2 separate regions of the Homo sapiens genome follow, and region 1 is linked to region 2. A link is a loop called in an ENCODE intact Hi-C map of the cell type or tissue named here. Cell type or tissue: endothelial cell of umbilical vein. All regions are shown on one strand.

Region 1 (5,000 bases), 120 kb before region 2:
GACTAGCATTTGTTTCCACTTGTTGTAGTGAGGATGTGTTTAAGAAGAGGGGTTGAGAGGGAGGAGCATAAGGGATGGTTGAAATGAATGGATGAATTATTAGAGGTGACCCCTTGACTTGTGGAGACGAAGCCCAAATTCAGCAGACTGAAAGTCAGCAAACATATCTCACAGCTTTAGTATATCATCATATTTATCTTAACGTGGTGAAGTTTTTCAATTTCCTGTTTCCACAATTGCCCGTTGGAAAATGGAGACACAATAGAATCTTCCAAGAATGGACTAGTGCTAAAGTAGGTTAATTTTCCTCCTTTCCTTTCAAAAATACAAACAAAGATCTTCTGCTCCCCGCAGATGTAATTGTTTATTCCTGATAGTAAAGTCATTTGTTGCAGCCATAAGTTGACGATTGATAGTTTTGGTGTTATATATCAAATGATCCCCAGTGGCCAAAAGTAGCAGATGAGTTTCCCTGAGAATTTAATATCAGAAAAGTCACCGGAGGAGAGGAGGGAACAATTGGCCCAATGATGAGTTAATGCAAAGTATTTTGAGATATTCACTGTAAAGTCGCTTCACTCTTGCTGGCTAAGCACGTCCTAGTCAACTATGACAATGGAAAGGCAAGCCGTCTTAGTCTTTCTTTGTTACCCAGGAGTGTGGTTTCCACTTCTCCAAAGCCTACTTCTGTCCTATCTCTATAGTTAGTGTGAGGGAGATTTGATTGGTGAAATGTTTGTGTCCTCTCCAACGTGGTATCTACATGTAAGTGATTGGTACTGCTCGAAGGTTGCCAGAATGAGTATTGTACCGAAGCCCTTATGGTTATATGACTCAGTTATAATGGTTCAGTCTCTTTGATACCGGATGGCTTTTTGGAAGACCATTTTTCTGTTATTTAACAGTTGTTAACAACAACAACAACAAAAAGCTTCCTGGTTGTGTTTGATAGAGTCTAGGGGAAAAACAAAGCCACTGTTGCCTCCTCTCCATCCCCAAGGAGAATGTGGGTCAGGGCTGGAGGCCGGCTCTGGGAATCCCTGAGAAGGGAGCATTATTAATGTCACCACCACTGTGCCTGCTGAGCTGCTCTGTGCTTCCCCCTTGCACAAGAACCAGGCCCAGCCAGGGAAAGGAAACGCAGGCCATTCCCTCAGAGCCGAAGTTAAGGGAGAAATAATAATACAGGCACAGGAGGACCAGCAGCAGCCAGAGAGGAGAAGTGACAGGGACCGAGGCAAATCCAGTCTCTCCCCGGGTTTCAAGAATTTGAGAAACACACCTCTTAAAGATGAAATCAGCTGTGCGAGAGTGTGAGGCCCAGGAAACCTGGGAGTCTGCTGTATAAATACAGCAAGTGGCTCACACTCATCCACCCAAGTGAGCACTTTTGCAGGCCCAGCATCTTTTAATGGCGACAAAACAAGAATAAAGAATGTAAGTGGGTGTCTGAACTTGACCAACATTTTGATGATGCGATTTTTCCAGTTTCGCACACTAAGAGGCTTCTGTGATTTTGGATTTGTTTTATATATGGCAGATCTCTAGAATGGTAGTGTTGAGTCTCTGGGGTTTTGAGCAGCTTTGTGGGGGGCTGCTGGGCGGGTGCTGTACTACTGAATAACTATGAGGTTCTTCTAAAACATCCTCCGAACACTCTGAGTTTACTCTGAATGCTAATGGGATTAATCTGATCATTTTAAAGGTGCATGTATGCATGCTGCAGGGTGTTCCTTTCCCAGTTAATTAGTTTGTGACCCTTATTAAGATGTCTCAAGTCTGAGGCTGATTAAGGCTGCATGGTAACTTTGTCTTTTTTCCTAATTTGGAAGCGCGTAAATGGTTAAACTCCTGGCCTGGGCTGGGCTGGTGCACAGCCTGGGCCCGGCGCGGCGGGGGTTAAGGTGGGCGCCCGCGCCCCGCGCCCCGCGCCCTCCCGCCGGGATGAGAGCGCAGTCCGCGCCGCCAGCCCGCCCGCTCGCTCCGAGGCGGCACCGGGAGAAAGTGGCGGTCAGGGATGGAGCTGCTGCCATGACAACCCCGGCGGTCGGGGCCCGCGCGCGTCGGGGCTGCTCCCGGGAGGAAGGCGGCGCGGAGGCCGGGGGCGGCCGCTGAGCTTGGCGTCCGCGCGGCTCCGGTGCGGGCTGCGCCGCGCCTTCCCCAGCGAGCTACCGAGCTTGGGGCCGCCGCGGTCCGCTCCCGCCGCCCGGCCTCTCCCTCCTCGGCCACCGCCGCAGCCCCTGCCCCGCCGAGCCCCGCCGGACAGCGGCGGCCGCAGCGCGCATTTGGGCTCCGAGGAAGTTGACCGAGGCGGCTGCCGCAGGATCCCGGGCCCGGATCGCACGAAGCCCGCGCGGCCGTCTCCTCCGCGCGCCACCCCTGCGCCTCCCGCGAGCTCCACTTCCCATCTGCTATTGTTTCCGATTGTTTTCCGGTGGCGAGCCCGGCTCCGAAACTTACAAAGTGTTGGATGTCCCCCGTTCGAACTGAGGGACTGCAGACCGCCTCTGGGTAGCTGGATGAAGCCCACCCCGTCCCCTTCTGGTACCAAAGTGCTTACTCCTCTCCAAAGTGCCGTGTCTGAACTGCCGCTGGGAAGAAGCGGCTCCTGAGACGCGCCCACACCTTTCACCTGCCGCGCGCTTCCCCCTCCTCGGCCACCTTCCCGGCGGAAGCAGCGAGGAGGGAGCCCCCTTTGGCCGTCCTCCGTGGAACCGGTTTTCCGAGGCTGGCAAAAGCCGAGGCTGGATTTGGGGGAGGAATATTAGACTCGGAGGAGTCTGCGCGCTTTTCTCCTCCCCGCGCCTCCCGGTCGCCGCGGGTTCACCGCTCAGTCCCCGCGCTCGCTCCGCACCCCACCCACTTCCTGTGCTCGCCCGGGGGGCGTGTGCCGTGCGGCTGCCGGAGTTCGGGGAAGTTGTGGCTGTCGAGAATGGGGGTCTGTGGGTACCTGTTCCTGCCCTGGAAGTGCCTCGTGGTCGTGTCTCTCAGGCTGCTGTTCCTTGTACCCACAGGAGTGCCCGTGCGCAGCGGAGATGCCACCTTCCCCAAAGCTATGGACAACGTGACGGTCCGGCAGGGGGAGAGCGCCACCCTCAGGTAGGGAGCTGACATTGTTCTGCGAACTGATGGTTTGTATGGGGTCGGGGTAAGGGGCAGGGGTGCAGGTGTGTGCACTGAGGCGTGCCTGGGTTGGCGGAGAGGTCGCTGGTTCCCTGGGCTGCACAATTTATGGCTGCGCTGGGGGCTCTGCCCGGGAATGTGGCAGTCGTAGGGAAAGGCTCAGAGGTTCTGGCGGTGAGCTTTTTCCCAAAAACTGGCCTCTGCGGCTCAGGCACTTGTTAAAGGTGAGGGGTGGCTGGACCAGGTGGTCGCCGAGATTGAGGGACTTGTGCCTGGCACTGTCTGTGCCTGAGCCTGGTGGCCGTGGTGACAGGGGGCTTGGAGGGGCTCCCCGCGAGCAGTCTTCTCTGAAGTTAATGAGCCCCAAAGGAGGGGTCTGGCTTGGAGTGAATGCCCCCACTCGCCCATGCCATAGGGCTTTGCCAGCCCTGGCTCCTGCACTCTGGGAGAGCCGCTGCTTTGTCCTGGGCCTGACTGTGCCCGGGCTTTCCTGGGGTGCCTTCATGCCGTGAGCTGGTGGGCAGACAGAGATGCTTTCTCCTGTCTGAACGTGGCTTTCTGAGGCCCAAGTCATGGAGTCTGATTTGTCCGTGGAAAATGGCATTTACTGTAGTGAACTGTGTTCTGTTCCTGCTCTCCACCAAAACGGTACATGCAAAACTCGTCTACTGAAGAGAAACTAGGTTTCAGTGTTGGGTTGGGTCCTGATTGGCTTCTGGGGTTAAGGCTTACAGGCACTGGGGGAGGAGAAGAAGAAGAATCTTGGTTATGCTTTGTGTAAGGTAGAATGATTCTATCTCCCTGATTACCTTGCCTGCAGAAACGCTAACTGAATTTCCAGTGTTGATAAACCACACCTCTCATATGCGGGCAAAACACTTAATGATTGCGATGGGAAATTTTATTCTCTGGGATTTTATAAGAGAATAAGCATGAGGTGGACGTTAAGAAGGTTCATGGGAACGATTTCCCTGCCTCTCCTTGGTTTAGTCTGCCCTCCTAAATAAAGTTTTCCAAACTAAGCGACAGAACTAACCACAAGGCAACATGGCAATATTCCTGTCCTTTGCACATGAAGATTTCTGGAAAGATAACCCTGGTGCTGGTGTCTACTGTTTTGCCCCTCTGATGACTTCTTCTAGGATTGGGTTGTTTTGGACTGTATACTTAAGGCAATATCTATAGGATAGAAAATGGTGAAGAGGAGGCAATGTCAATACAGAGCTGAGTTATCAGGACATTGCCAAAGGAAGTGTGTAATTTAGGGACCCGTGCAGGGCTACAAGCATCCAGTGATCCTTTGTCTAGGCAAAGCTTAACCTCATGGCTCTGGTGAACTCCTAGTTATTTGTTGGCTCACGAGACCCACCTCTTCCACTCTTCTGAGCAAAAATAAAGCAACTTCCTTCCCCCACTCAGAAATGATTGTGTATCTGCTTTAAAAATGGATTTCAGGGGAGTTACAAATATGCAGTGATTTCAGACTACTTAAATAAAAAACCAAAAATAAATGTCTAGAGCAGTAATAATCAAGGAAATTTTCTTGTTCAAGAAATGCTTGTTCTCTGGATGCCCTCTTTGTCCCTAGTCCTTGGCTGCAAGGAGGGCCTCCCAGGGACAGAGACATTCTGAATGGGGAACATTTTAGATATAAATGGGATTTTTTTTTTCAAGGAAAAGGTGTAAGGTAGCTCTGTAGAGACTTGAAGATAAATAAACAGGAAGTGGGTCCTGGCAGACAGAGACCAGGCCAGAATCTGGTCTCCAGAAGGTAGTCTTCAAGGCTTATCAAAGTCAGGACTGTCCAGAGGGTGGCTGCATTCAGCAGAGGCTGAATCACGGGACAGGCCTGATTTAGGAGGAGCTTCTTTTTGAAA
Region 2 (5,000 bases):
ATGCTCATAATTATTATAATTATTGCTAATACCGATAATATTCCTACTGCTAATGTATTTCCCTGGCAGTAAGAGCTTAGTGTATTCTTTGGGTTAACATCTTGCCCCGCATGATCAGGAAGTCTTGCTAAGCAGCTGTTAAATGCCCCTGGCTTTCCACCTTTCAGAAAAGTATCATTCATCAGGAGTACAAATAGTCACGTATGTAAACCATCCTGGGGTCCACTTATATGAGACATCCCTGGCTGTCAGGTCACTGCCAGATCATGTTCAAGAAGCTCTTTTTAGGTTCCAGAGGTACCCAGAATGTAGAGTCATCTGCTTTTTCTTGTATTTTCATCAGAGGTATTTTTTTTCCTTCTACTGGTTTTTTATCTACAATAGCTTTGTCATCTGCTTTCATATGGTGCTAAATGTGCTGAAGAAAATTCTAGTGTGTGTTGGTGAGTGTTACTAGGTTCCAATGCTGACAATTCACAGATATTATCTGCAGCAATTGGTGTTGAGAACAAGACAATTATTTTTGCTGTGGTTTTGTTTGTTCAGTTTTAACTTGGGTTTTGATTGGAGGAGAAGTGTTGGGGAAAGGCAATTGTTTCTCTCTTCTCACTTTGCAAGAAGGGAACGGTATTGAGGATTGTGGGACTGGTTTGAACAAAGCAGGCAGGCTAGAAATAAAGAGAGCAAATAGATGACTTTAGGATGCAGTCAGCAGTTACAAGACCATTGTTTCTATCCTCATGTTCCTTCTGTCCTTCCGACACCCATTTCCTGGTTATTAGATGTGGACCTCTGTATTTTGTAGACCTTGTCTACGCTACTGCTTCCTGAATTATTCATAGCAAATTGGGCATGAAACTTACAAAAGAAACTCATCCTGAGAATTATCCCAATTTAGTACAAGGCTTGAAAAACAAACAAAAAGCAGAGTTTACTGACTGTCCATACCATAGATCCCTGATGGTCCAACTCTTGTCTCCATTTCAAAAGCCCTGATGATCCTTTTCCTTTTCCCCTTTTGTGGCCCCACATGATATATGAAATTTCAAGTTTCTTTGCCTTGGGCTGGAACTACAACAACTGATGAATTTGTGCTGATTGTCTTATGCTGATCTGAATCTCTGATTGATAGAGGAATCCCTGATAAATAAAAATGGGGAAATAACGATCAATTTATGTAGATCAGAATTTCTTAACGATATCATTTTCATTTTCTCTGAAGAACATATTTTAACATTTATTGCAAGGCAAGTATCCTGGCAACAAATTCCCTCAACTTTTGATTGTCTGAGAAAGTCTTAATTTCTCTTTCACCTTTGACGAATAATTTTGCTGGATACAGAATTCTAGATTGGTGGTTCTTTAGTTTTAATACTTTAAATATTTCACTCGACGCTCCTCTTCCTGTATGCATGGTTTCTGAAGAGAAGTCCAATGTAATTCTTATCCTTGCTTCTCTATTGGTAAGCCCTCTTCCCCGACCCTCAGTTTCTCAAGTTTGCCTGTCTTTGATTTTCTGCAGTTTGAATAAGATATGCCTAGGTGTAGTTTTTTGGTATTTTGATTAGTGTTCTCTGAGCATCCTGAAACTGTTGTTTGGTTTCTGTCATAAATTTTTGGAAATTCTCAGTCATTATTGCTTCAAACATTTTTTCTGCTTCTTTCTCCCATCTACGTCTAGTAATCCCATTGCATGTATATTACACTTCCTTTTGTAGTTGGATATTCTGTTCCATTTTTTTCAGTTTTTCTCTTCAAATTTCAGGTTTGGAAGATTCTATTGATATTCTTCAGGTTCACTGGTTTTTCCTTGGCCATATCCAGTCTATTGATCCATGGCATTCTTCATTTCTGTTGATTTTTTTTTTTATTTCTACCATCTTCTTTTGAATTCTTTTTTACAGTTTTCATTTTCTGCTTACATTCCCCATTTGTCCTTGCAAGTTGTCTGCTTTTTCCATTAGAACTCTTAGCATATTATTCATAGTTACTTTAAATCCTCAATCTGATAATTCCAACATCTCTGCGATATCTGAGCCTGTTCTGATGCTTACTCTGTTTCTTCCAGCTGGTTTTTTTTTTTTTTTTCGTCTTATAGTATGCTGGTGGTACTTTTATCTTTAAAGCCAGACATGATATACTGGGGTAAAAGAAACTGGAGTAAATAGATTTTTAGTTTAAAGTTTTATGTTTCTGGCTAGGGATCAAGCTGTAATTATTGCTTGTTGTAACTGTGTCAGAGGTTAAAGTTTCCTCTGGTGTTCTTGTTTTTGATTTCCCTGTTGTCCCTAGAAATTTATTTTCAAATACCATCTGAGATACAGAATTCTTTCATTTCCATTCCCCTCTTGTTATGATGAGCTACTCCTATGGATGTGACCATGGGTGTGGGGGGAGGGAAATCTTCTATAGAGCCATGAGTAGGCCTCAGTATTTTACTAAGCCTGTGCCCCTGCGCCGTGAGCTTCACAAGTGTGTCTCAGGGTTGCTTTTCTTCCCCCGCTCAGGTGAGACAGGAAGTGTAGAAGGGGCTGCAGTTGGGTATTTTCCCTTCCCTGCATCATTAGGCTCTGGTAATATAATTTCTATTGAGGGCAGGCCTTCATAAGAACAGGATGCATGTGTCATATTTCAAAATGGCTGCCTTTGCTCTCCCCCTGCTGGATGCATGAGGGGATTTTTCTTTGATCCTTACTGTGAGAACCTCCTAGGGCTCTTGAACCTCCTAGGGCTCCTATTGAAGTGTGGAGTCTCCCAAAGTCTGGAGCTCTCATGTTTTGACCCCTAAGACTTGTGCACACTGAACCTCCAGCAACTCATCAGTTCCATTTTAGTTTTTCTATCCTGATACTGGCTCCCGTAGAGGGTTGTATGGTTGGTTGGTGTGGGTTTTTTTTTTTGTTTTGTTTTGTTTTTTTGCTACTGGGCTTCTGCTCTTATAAGTTGTGATTCTCTGTATCCACCTGTCTTTTCCAATTTAGGGGCAGTGTTTTGCTCTGTGACATCTCTGAGGATCTCTTTTTTTTATTTTTATTCTTTAAGTTTTAGGGTACATGTGCACAATGTGCAGGTTAGTTACATATGTATACATGTGCCATGTTGGTGTGCTGCACCCAGTAACTCGTCATTTAACATTAGTTATATCTCCTAAAGCTATCCCTCCCCCCTCCCCCCACCCCACAACAGGCCCCGGTGTGTGATGTTCCCCTTCCTGTGTCCATGTGTTCTCATTGTTCAGTTCCCACCTATGAGTGAGAACATGCGGTGTTTGGTTTTTTGTCCTTGCGATAGTTTGCTGAGAATGATGGTTTCCAGCTTCATCCAAGAGTTGTTGACTTTCGGTTTGGTCAGCTTTTTCCTTTTCATGTGAAAAGCATGATGATGATGACTCCAGCCTGTTTAGGTGCTTTAATGGAAGCTGGAAGGTGTTTGCTCCAATAATTATCACTTAACAAATTCAGTCCACATAGTCCATCAGTCAAAAAATAATCATATGGGCCTTTAGTTGTGAAAAAGTGGGAAATAGAGTGAACATCGGCTTATAGTTACTACTATTTGTTCTTATTAATGGACTTTTTTGAAGGAAAAATAAGAAAAGCATATAAGGGAGGGAGTGGAGGAGGTAGTCAGAGACGAGGAGTGGGTATAAAGTCATTTCTGCCTGTTATTCATGAGGAAAGAATTATCAGGACCTTCATTACCAGTCCTCGTGTTTACATAGGGCAGGCTTATTTAGGAGGCATCAGCAGTGTTCCACATGAATGAATTTGTCATATAACTAAGCTATCATCCTTTAAATGGAACTTAAAACATTGCAATCCTTTTTGATAGAGTTCTTTTTCTAAAATATATTATTGTTTTGTCTTATTGAGCAAAACATGGAGATTATCATTTGTCTTATTTTGTTACTCAGGTCATTATTGAAAACATCAGTCACAGAGTGACTCTGTTGTAATGTGGAGTAGGTAACTGAGGCCATCTACACCTAAACACACTCCCTGTCTGGCTTCATAATGCCTAGCTTAGTTACCCCTCTCCTCAAACACTCCTAAAACCCCTACCCCACCTACTCCACCTAAAATAAAATTAAATTTATTAATTACTATTTTATTTGTGTCTAAGCTAGTCCAATTATCTCCTAAAATCATCTCGTATATCACTTTGTGATATACATACAACAATTAGGAAACCCAAACCAAAACACTGTGCTGTAGGATAGGGAGAATGGAGCCTATTATTTAATTACTCACCAGACTTTATGCATGAAAATCGTTTTCTGGCCTATAGGCTAAAAAGTAAATACATGCATAATATGTCATTTGTACTGTGGTGTACTATGGAGAAAAATAAACCATGGCCAGGGGCTTAAATGGGACTAGAGATAGAGGTGGTCTTGGAAGCCCTCTTTGTTAAGATAATATTTAAGTAGAGATCTGAAGGAAGTGAAGAGGGAAGCCATTTGGATATTGTGGAGTTGGAAGAGGGAACCTCATATGCCAAAGCCCTGTGGCAGGAGTATGCTTTGGATCAGGAAACTTAAGAAGAAGATATGATTCTGAGAAAGGGAACAAAAGCAGGAGTGAGAGTGAGAAAGGGAGAAGAAGCAGGAGATGAGAGCAGAGAGATAGTGGGAAGCTAGATCACTGAATTAGTCAGCTAGTGCCACAATAGTGCTGCATAAAACTCATGGGCTTACAAAATAGCATTTTTTCTCACTTTGGACTTGTAGGTTCGCTGGGAGGACTATAGACTGAAAATTGGGCTCAGGCTTCTTCCACATATGTTCATTCTGGGGCCCAGACTGAGGAGCCAGCAGCTACTCACCCAGACCTGGTTGATGGAACACCAGGGCGCAAAATGACAAGCTAGCCACTCATGCACATTGCAAGCCTCAATCCTGTCTACAAACATCGTGCAGGCCAAAGCAAGGCACAGAGCCAAGCTCCAAACACAGTGGTGGGAAAGTATACCCTGCCAACAGTAGGAGGGGAAAAGATATG

Evidence for each region. Hi-C counts contacts between places; a loop is a spot of excess contacts. Peaks named below come from ENCODE experiments on the same cell type or tissue, not always from the same donor. Only the 100,000 strongest peaks of a DNase experiment are listed, where the experiment ranks them.
Region 1: it touches region 2 in a loop (2.8-fold over the local background); 16 of 110 quality-filtered maps call a loop at or near these places.

What each region holds. Positions count from the first base shown.
Region 1 is chr11:131,908,550-131,913,549 of GRCh38, forward strand. NTM (neurotrimin) reads left to right here. Exons shown (of 9, transcript NM_001352005.2): 2 at 3,015-3,099. Among named protein-coding and RNA genes, the nearest start is that of NTM-AS3, 14 kb to the left of the region's middle. RefSeq lists an enhancer at 2,626-2,920. In endothelial cell of umbilical vein, CTCF peaks have their summits at 2,995 and 3,197; no DNase peak of the experiment used is centred here; H3K4me3 peaks cover 842 bases; H3K27ac peaks cover 258 bases; H3K27me3 peaks cover 478 bases.
Region 2 is chr11:132,026,174-132,031,173 of GRCh38, forward strand. The region is part of intron 2 of NTM (neurotrimin); the gene reads left to right. Among named protein-coding and RNA genes, the nearest start is that of NTM-AS3, 130 kb to the left of the region's middle. In endothelial cell of umbilical vein, a CTCF peak has its summit at 2,653 (motif pointing left); a DNase peak (open chromatin) is centred at 2,648.